3 separate regions of the Mus musculus genome follow, and all the other regions are linked to region 3. A link is a loop called in an ENCODE intact Hi-C map of the cell type or tissue named here. Cell type or tissue: left cerebral cortex. All regions are shown on one strand.

Evidence for each region. Peaks named below come from ENCODE experiments on the same cell type or tissue, not always from the same donor. Only the 100,000 strongest peaks of a DNase experiment are listed, where the experiment ranks them.
Region 1: a loop joins it to region 3, with 5 times the contacts of the local background. A loop is called at or near these places in 2 of 42 quality-filtered maps.
Region 2: it touches region 3 in a loop (2.4-fold over the local background); 2 of 42 quality-filtered maps call a loop at or near these places.

Annotation. Positions count from the first base shown.
Region 1 is chr14:99,630,039-99,632,538 of GRCm38, forward strand. All of the region lies in intron 1 of Gm34061 (a long non-coding RNA gene), which reads left to right. It also overlaps the pseudogene Gm9298. Among named protein-coding and RNA genes, the nearest start is that of Gm33880, 4.0 kb to the right of the region's middle. In left cerebral cortex, no CTCF peak of the experiment used is centred here; a DNase peak (open chromatin) is centred at 1,260.
Region 2 is chr14:99,374,538-99,377,037 of GRCm38, forward strand. No RefSeq gene overlaps it. Among named protein-coding and RNA genes, the nearest start is that of Klf5, 77 kb to the left of the region's middle. In left cerebral cortex, no CTCF peak of the experiment used is centred here; DNase peaks (open chromatin) are centred at 1,271, 1,575 and 2,271.
Region 3 is chr14:99,893,555-99,896,054 of GRCm38, forward strand. The region is part of intron 6 of Klf12 (Kruppel-like factor 12); the gene reads right to left. Among named protein-coding and RNA genes, the nearest start is that of Gm22970, 120 kb to the left of the region's middle. In left cerebral cortex, a CTCF peak has its summit at 1,373 (motif pointing left); DNase peaks (open chromatin) are centred at 716 and 1,358.

The DNA of each region.
Region 1 (2,500 bases), 260 kb before region 3:
TTGTGGCAGAAAGGCCTCCACGTTAGACGGAAGAGGACATCGATTCTTAGACATTGACTGAGCTGCTCTCATGGCAATCCTTGCCCAGGCTGCAAATGTGGACTCCTTAGGTGAAGTTAGAATTCCCAGGATACCATTCTCCTGCTTCTTCCTTTGGCACCTGCTTGGAGACCCGATTCCTCTGGTGACAATCTTGGATTTCTTGGGACTCTGCTTCATTCTGGCCTCACGAGATGTATTGGGAATATAACATTCTTGTTTAGAATATGAGTGTCTCTGAAGTCTCAAATAGACCTCAACTTTCTTGCCATCCATGCTCAAGTTATGATACCGACACCACTCCCGAAGAGTGTTCCGGGACACGTCCCTAATAGGAGGCAGGCTGGGCGGAGGACAGGTGCTTGGTATGGATCTGGTTGGATGTTTGATTCCCGCATGCCTCACCAGAGAACGAACGGGCTGGTGGTGTGTGGTCTGAGGTTGAAGAAGAAACATTTGATTGCATAGGGTAGTCTGTGATTGACTCCTCCTCCTCCTTAAATGGGACCAGCGTTAAAATCATACTTTCTTCATCCAAGTTTTCCTCAGATTGGTTCTCGTTGAAAGTCTCCAGGCCGAAGTATGACATTTTCAGGCAGGCTGGGGAGAAGACAAAGGCAGCTGCTGAATGGATGCCGACTTCTTTTATAAGTCTTTGTTTTGTTTTCTTCCTACCTTCTGTACACATTGTTTTTGTTTTCGTGTTGCTGATATGAATAGGTGGACTGTTGTTCTGACAGTTGTGTAAAACAGAGGAGTACATTGTGTCATTGAGAAATGAGACCACTAAAGAAAATGTCAAAGCTTCAGTCAGGTGGACAAAGATCTCTGCCTCGCAGGTTGTGGTGAGCACCAGCACGGTCATTGATCAATCTCCATGGTTTGATATTCGCCTCTAAAGAGTTTGCTATTCCTCACTGACAACAGCATCACTAAAACACCTTGTTGTCTGAACATCTAAGAAAGCTTCAATACTGGTTTGTCTAAAGGCAGCTTGGGGGTTAACCAAACCGCTTTCTCAGCCTTGCCTCTGCGTGCAAGGGATGTGGTGGTGGTGTTAAATTTACACCGAGGTGGTGGTGGTGTGTTCTTCGTTTCAAACTCCTTTATCTAGAATGTGATCTTGTAGAATTCGCTGGTCCTTGGGAAGAATCGAGTTCTTCTCTGATGGCATTTCAGAGGCGGGAGAAGCAAACAAGTTCTTCCAGTGTCGGGAAACTATGACTCATCTCAGCTCCCATGCTTTCTGACTCTGAATGAAGAACGGCAGTGTTCACATAGAAACCGTATAATTTGTCACGTTGAGAACAGGCTGATCTTGTTCTAATGCTCTTGCAGAACTCCAGCTACCTTTATATGAGGAGAAAACTTCAGAAATTAATAAAATGAGGTTCAGCCTCAAGGAACATGACTAATGCATCTGAAATCAGAGACTCAAAGACACCAGAAAGGGGAGGTGCTTGCAGTTTTACCAGGAAACAATTTTGAATTGCTTGAGTTTTGTTGTTGTTGTTGTTGTTTTTGTTTGTTTGTTTTTTTGGTTTTTTTTTAGAATCATGGCAACATTGTGTTCACATTTCAAACACCAGAACATTTCCTCATTTCATAGATATAAACGGAAATCAGCCATTGGATAGAAATAGAACGAAAATATAATCCCTAAAGGAGAATATATTAGTATCTTGATGTTATTTTATCATGGACAACGGGTCAAATACTTGTTGCAACTGTTGAATATTGACCCGTAGGTATGATTTAAATCCCATATTAATTTCCAAAGATAATTTGTGTGTATCCACATTTCCCAGTGCCTAATGCCACCCCCAGACATGTACCTGTCTGTGGGAGTGAGCGTGCACGTGCGAATGTGTGAGTGTATGAGTGTGTGTGTGTGTGTGTGTGTGTATTAGCGCGCACGTGTGCACACGTGCATCTATGCACCCTTGTGCTGTGATGATCTATGCAGTCCTGTGGACAAGTGAATACGCACAAAAATATGCATAGGTAATAGCCAGGCCCTCGGAGTTGTCAGATGTTTTGAACATTGGTGATGGGCAAGGTTCCATGTTTGGTGACTTCTGCCAAACTGCAGAGTGCAAAATGAATTTTATCACTCAGAATCAGTTCATTTAGAGATGGGTGCGACAAATAGCTGTTTTGCCCAATCCCTTTTGGTTTTGGAGAGTGAGCTAAGGGTTCTTTCATGAAGTAAATCTATCCTTTCAGAATCACCCGGCATGCTGTGGTTGCCTCTCATCTCCAAACTGTTGCCTAGCAAGTAGTTGCTCCTTGAATATTTATTTAGAAGTTCTCTGGCTGGTGGATGAGTAAGTGACAGATAAGTTTCGGAGAGATTGCGCAAGCCCCTGTCTTCAAGGGGAGCCCAGGTGTTTTCTGCTTTCTTCCTAATTTCTTGCCTTCTCTAAATGAGTTAATCAATTCCTTTTCTCTTTGATCCTTA
Region 2 (2,500 bases), 520 kb before region 3:
CTGAGAGACTTGCACTTTGTCTTTGAAGGATTTAAAAAAATAAGTTATAAAGGTAATGCTGGGAAAACCATCTTGTCCCCACAGGGTGCCCCAGAATGAGCCACATAAGGAAATCAGAATGGAACCAAAAGACAGAAGCAATAGAAAAGCAAAGTTGAGTTTGGGCAAGCTCATTGAAACTCTACTCCTGCCTGTTCTGCATCTGTTTTTTTTTTTTTTTTTCATTTCAATTCTGCACCACCCCATATATGCACATGCGAACATACACACATGCACCATTCATTCTAGTTACCTAGTGAGGGAGCCTGCTGCTTTCTGCTTGCATGAATCCCATGGGTTCTTGGGATAATAAGAGCCTACACGAATGGAGAGAGCATTCACTTGTGCAGGGCCCCATGCTGGAGGTTTTACATAGGTGTCAAGACTTTCAGTGGTCAGTGGAGCGCTTCTGTTTTAACCTTCAGTTTTCTGTGGCACCAAACTACAGAATGACAAGAACAAAACTCTTCTGTGACTGCTAAACAGAAGACTCAGGGCTTAGTCTTTGTTTTCAGAGTCAAGGCTGTATTACTAACATTCTTTTTTGTGACTATCTATCTGTTTGTCATATCTATTTATAATTTATTTGTTTATAGTTTTGCAGTGTGTACTGTGTATGACACACGTGTGTGACTCACACTTGTGAATGTGCAGGTGTGCACTTGGAAGGCAGAGCAAGCTCTCAGGAGTTCTCCTGCCCTCCCCCCACCTTATTGCCTTGAGATAGGGACTCTCACTGAATTGGAGTTCACTGCTTCAGCTAAACTGTTTCAGTGAGCTCTTCAGATCTGCGTGTCTCTGCCCCTGCTCCCCAATCCCCTGGGCTGGGCTTCCAAGCCTGCAGAGCCACACCCAGTTCTGTTTGATGTGGAGATTCAGACTCGGAGTCTCATTTTTGAACACTGAGCTCTCCATGACTGAGCCATCTCCTCAGACTCCCCTTTTTGTGACTCTTTATTCCCTTCACTTATTCTCCACGTGCAGAATGTTGTTGGTGGGGAATCGGAAACCCTGAGTAACTGATGTCTTTCAAGAGTCAGGTAGCTCAAGGTTTGGATCTGAGAGCTGGCTACAAAGAAATTGAAGACTGAGTGCTAGATCGAGGCTGTGTGGAGAAGGAACAAGGGTTAGGGGTGCAGTTCAGTTTGTAGAGCACTTGCCTAGCTTGTTTAAAAGTCTGGATTTGATCTCCAGCACCGCACACAACCTGGCCTGGTGCCTGGCACATGTGTGCTGTCCCATCTCGGAGCAGGTTGTAGTGGGAGACCAAGCCATCCCTGGCTGTTTAGGAAGTTTGGAATACGTGAGATGCTAATTTGAGAGCCAACAAAAGAACATAAAAGGGTTCTAAAAAAAAGTCCTATGGGGGACTGAGGTGTGATGTGGTGTGTGTGTGTGTGTGTGTGTGTGTGTGTGTGTGTGTGTGTGTGTGTAAGCATGCACATATACATGTGAGCATATGAATATCCTAGGTGAATCTGAAAGTTCTTTCGAATCAGAGTCTGGTTTTAGGAAGCCTTGTCTACCCATTCCTGGGAGCTCACGTGGCAAGGGGAGTGACAACAGAAACAGGCAGAATCGCAGCTTAAATCTCTTCATATGATATTGACAGGAAGCAGACAGCCTTTAAAAATTCCTTCAGCTATGATGTACTGTCATTCTGGTGGTCAGGATAAAATGTGCCTCTTACTGTTTCTCCTCCTGGGCTCTTTCCTCTCATACTCGTGTCAGAGTGGTCATTTAACAGACATCCATCAAAAGCAGTAGAAAACGTGCGATTATGGGTATTCATATGCCTACTTGTATGTACACATGCACACAAACACACACTCACACACACAAACACATACACACACACGCACACACACACAAACACACACACATGCACACACACACACACTCACACACACATGCACACACACAAACACAAACACACACACATGCACACACACACATGCACACACACAAACACACACATGCACACACACACAAACACACATACATGAACACACATGCACACACACACTCACACAGACACACACGCACGCACACACAAACACACATACATGCACACACACACCCACACCCACAAACACACACGCACGCACACACACACACACACCTCCGTCCCCCATAGGGCTTTTCTTAGAACCTGTTTATGTTCTTTTTTGGCTCTCAAATTAGCATCTCACGTATTCCAAGCTTCCTAAAGAGTCAGGCCCCCAGCACTGCATGAACCAGGCATTCTGACACATGCTTGTAATCTCAGAGGCATACACTTTGGAGATGGGAGCAGGATCAGAAGTTTAAAGCCATTTTTTTTACCTACATAGTGAGTTTGAAGCCATTCTGAGCTGTATGACACCCAGTGTCAAAAAAATGTATTTTCAAAGAAGAATTCTTTTTTTTTTTTTTTTTTTTTTAAATTTCAAAATCTCAGCATATGGGAAGCAGAGGCAGA
Region 3 (2,500 bases):
AGCCAAGACAAGACAAAACAAAAACAAAAACTAACCAACCAAACAAATACCCAAATTCATGTTGAAATTTAATCCCTACCATGAGGCATTTAAGGAGTAGTAAATAAGTCTCTCAAACATTCCTGTCTCCTGTCCTGTGACAGCCACCACGGGACTCCAATATCAAGAAGGCCACCATCTAATGCAGTCCTTCAACCTTGAACCAGACCCAGAAATCAGGATCAAGCTTAATTCTTTAGATCTTGCCTAGTCTGTGATACTGTAACATCAGCAGCAGAAGCAGACTAAGACAACCATGCAGCTCACAGACTACATGAACTCTGGCCAGGACTTACAAGCTACTTACCATGAGGATTCTACCCTGAAAAGAGTCAGTTTTTAGATGGTATCTCAGCACCATCACTAGGCTGTGTGCTTTGTCTTATAGTTAATAGAGATAGGAGGGAGATCCTAAAAGGGGAGTTCAAGGAACCATGAGCAATGACGCAAATATCAGAAGTAGCACTGTATGTATCTGAAGGTGGACCCAAAGGCCACCGCGATGGACAGCTGTCCGAGAATCTCCCCAAGCCACTTTAGAATCTTATTCAGGGAAAAAAAAAAAAAGAAATCGAGATGTCAGTTTAGAAGAAAGAAATACATGAATAGCAATAAGAAGCGATGAGTCAGGGGAAAAGTGAGACCGTGGAATCTGGAGCCACTTAGCATCACCGCGTGGGAGGGAGCGTAGGTGTAAGTGGGGCTTAAGTGCATCACACGTGTAATTTATAAATAACAGTGATCCGGTTACAGCACATGCCCCTTTCATCCGAGGAGGCGTTGCTAATTAGTGTACAGTTTCCTTTACTTTTAAATGTAAATAAGGACAGATTTCAGACACGGTCTAATCATCCCTGGTTCATATTTTCAAGCCTCCATAAGTAACCTTTCGATGTCTAATATTCTGATATGAGTTATTTTTATGAAGGCAGATACATGAGAAATGTATCTATCTCAAGTTCAGTTTATAGAACTTGATATAAATTCTATCAAATAAATAAATATAAATATAAATTTTAATGAACATTAAACAAAACTGCCCTATTAATGACTCTCCCCCACCCCCGCCCCAGATTTGTGGCAGAGGCATAATATCAATTTGTAATATGAAATATTTCCAATATTTATTGAAAAAGAAAAGACATGTTGGGATTATTTTTAGAAACTTGGCTTGAAATTTAACTCCGTTTTCCATTCATTACTAAGTTGAAATGCTCTGTGGAACATTTCATTCTGATTGCCACGTTTCACTTTAGTGTGTCCCACACAGCAGGAGAGCCATCATATTTCCCACCTAGACTAGCTGCAACAGCCGAGTCTAGTGCTCCATCTAGTGGCTGTACGCATTACTGACACCTGAGAGCTAAAACAGCATTGAAATTACTTTGTGGTTATCAACCTTCCTAATGCAGCGGCCCTTCAAGACAGTGCCTCAGGTGGTGGTGATACCCAACCATAAAATTATCTTCGTTGCTACTTCATAACTGTAATTTTGCTAATGTTATGAATCATATTGTAGGCATCTGTGTTTTTTAATGATCCTAGTTGACCCCCATGAAAAGGTACTCCGAGCCCCAAAGGTTGAGAACCCCTGCTTAAGACAATAGTGAACAACCTAAATGATGCCATATTTTCTTTTAGAATGTACACTTAATATACCTGTACTATCTTTAAATGAAGGAAATGAAAAGTAGATATTCACTGTACAAGTAAGACTCCATTAACTTAAAGCTTCTACAATTTCATTTAAATACACTGCATACCTTATTGTGTGGAAGAAATATACAATGTAGACGAGAGGGTAGGAACAGTGGGCCTGCTGGCAACATTGTGATGACTCCTGAGCTACATTTTCTCCTTTGTAATGTTCCTTTAACAATGTAGCCTCGGCAGGGGTTGCCATCATGACACTATTTCAAAATAATTGCTCACATATTCCTGCCACTACCTGAGCGGCACAGTAACAAAACAGAGTTGATTATTTTAAAATTGAAATTATTTAAATGTGCACTCCCAAACTCTTCTTTAATTGTGTATGCATTGCTAACATGTAGAAGAGTTCCCTTTCCTGTATCCCTAGAAATGTTTACAAGGTTGCGTCCTAAGGAAATACACGAGTGGTCAGACACTACTAAAGTGCAGAACTGTAAAACATTAACACGATAATTACTGTGTCCTTCTTAAGGAAAGTTTCTCACTGCAGCCCGCTCCCTTCCCATAGCGTGCGCGGATTTCGTAACTCATCAGTTATAATCCCAAACTCCACATACAGTATTTTTGGTCACACATAAGGATCTTACTCAACATGCCTGAAGCAAAGGTAAGGCTAAGAAGCTGTTTAGTAAAAGCATGCAAGCCAGCCTGAATTTCTATAGAGCTAGTGCTGATTACATTTTACTCACTATGTTATGAAATCTTGTATATAATTATAAATTATAAGCTAGCCTGGGATCATTTGACA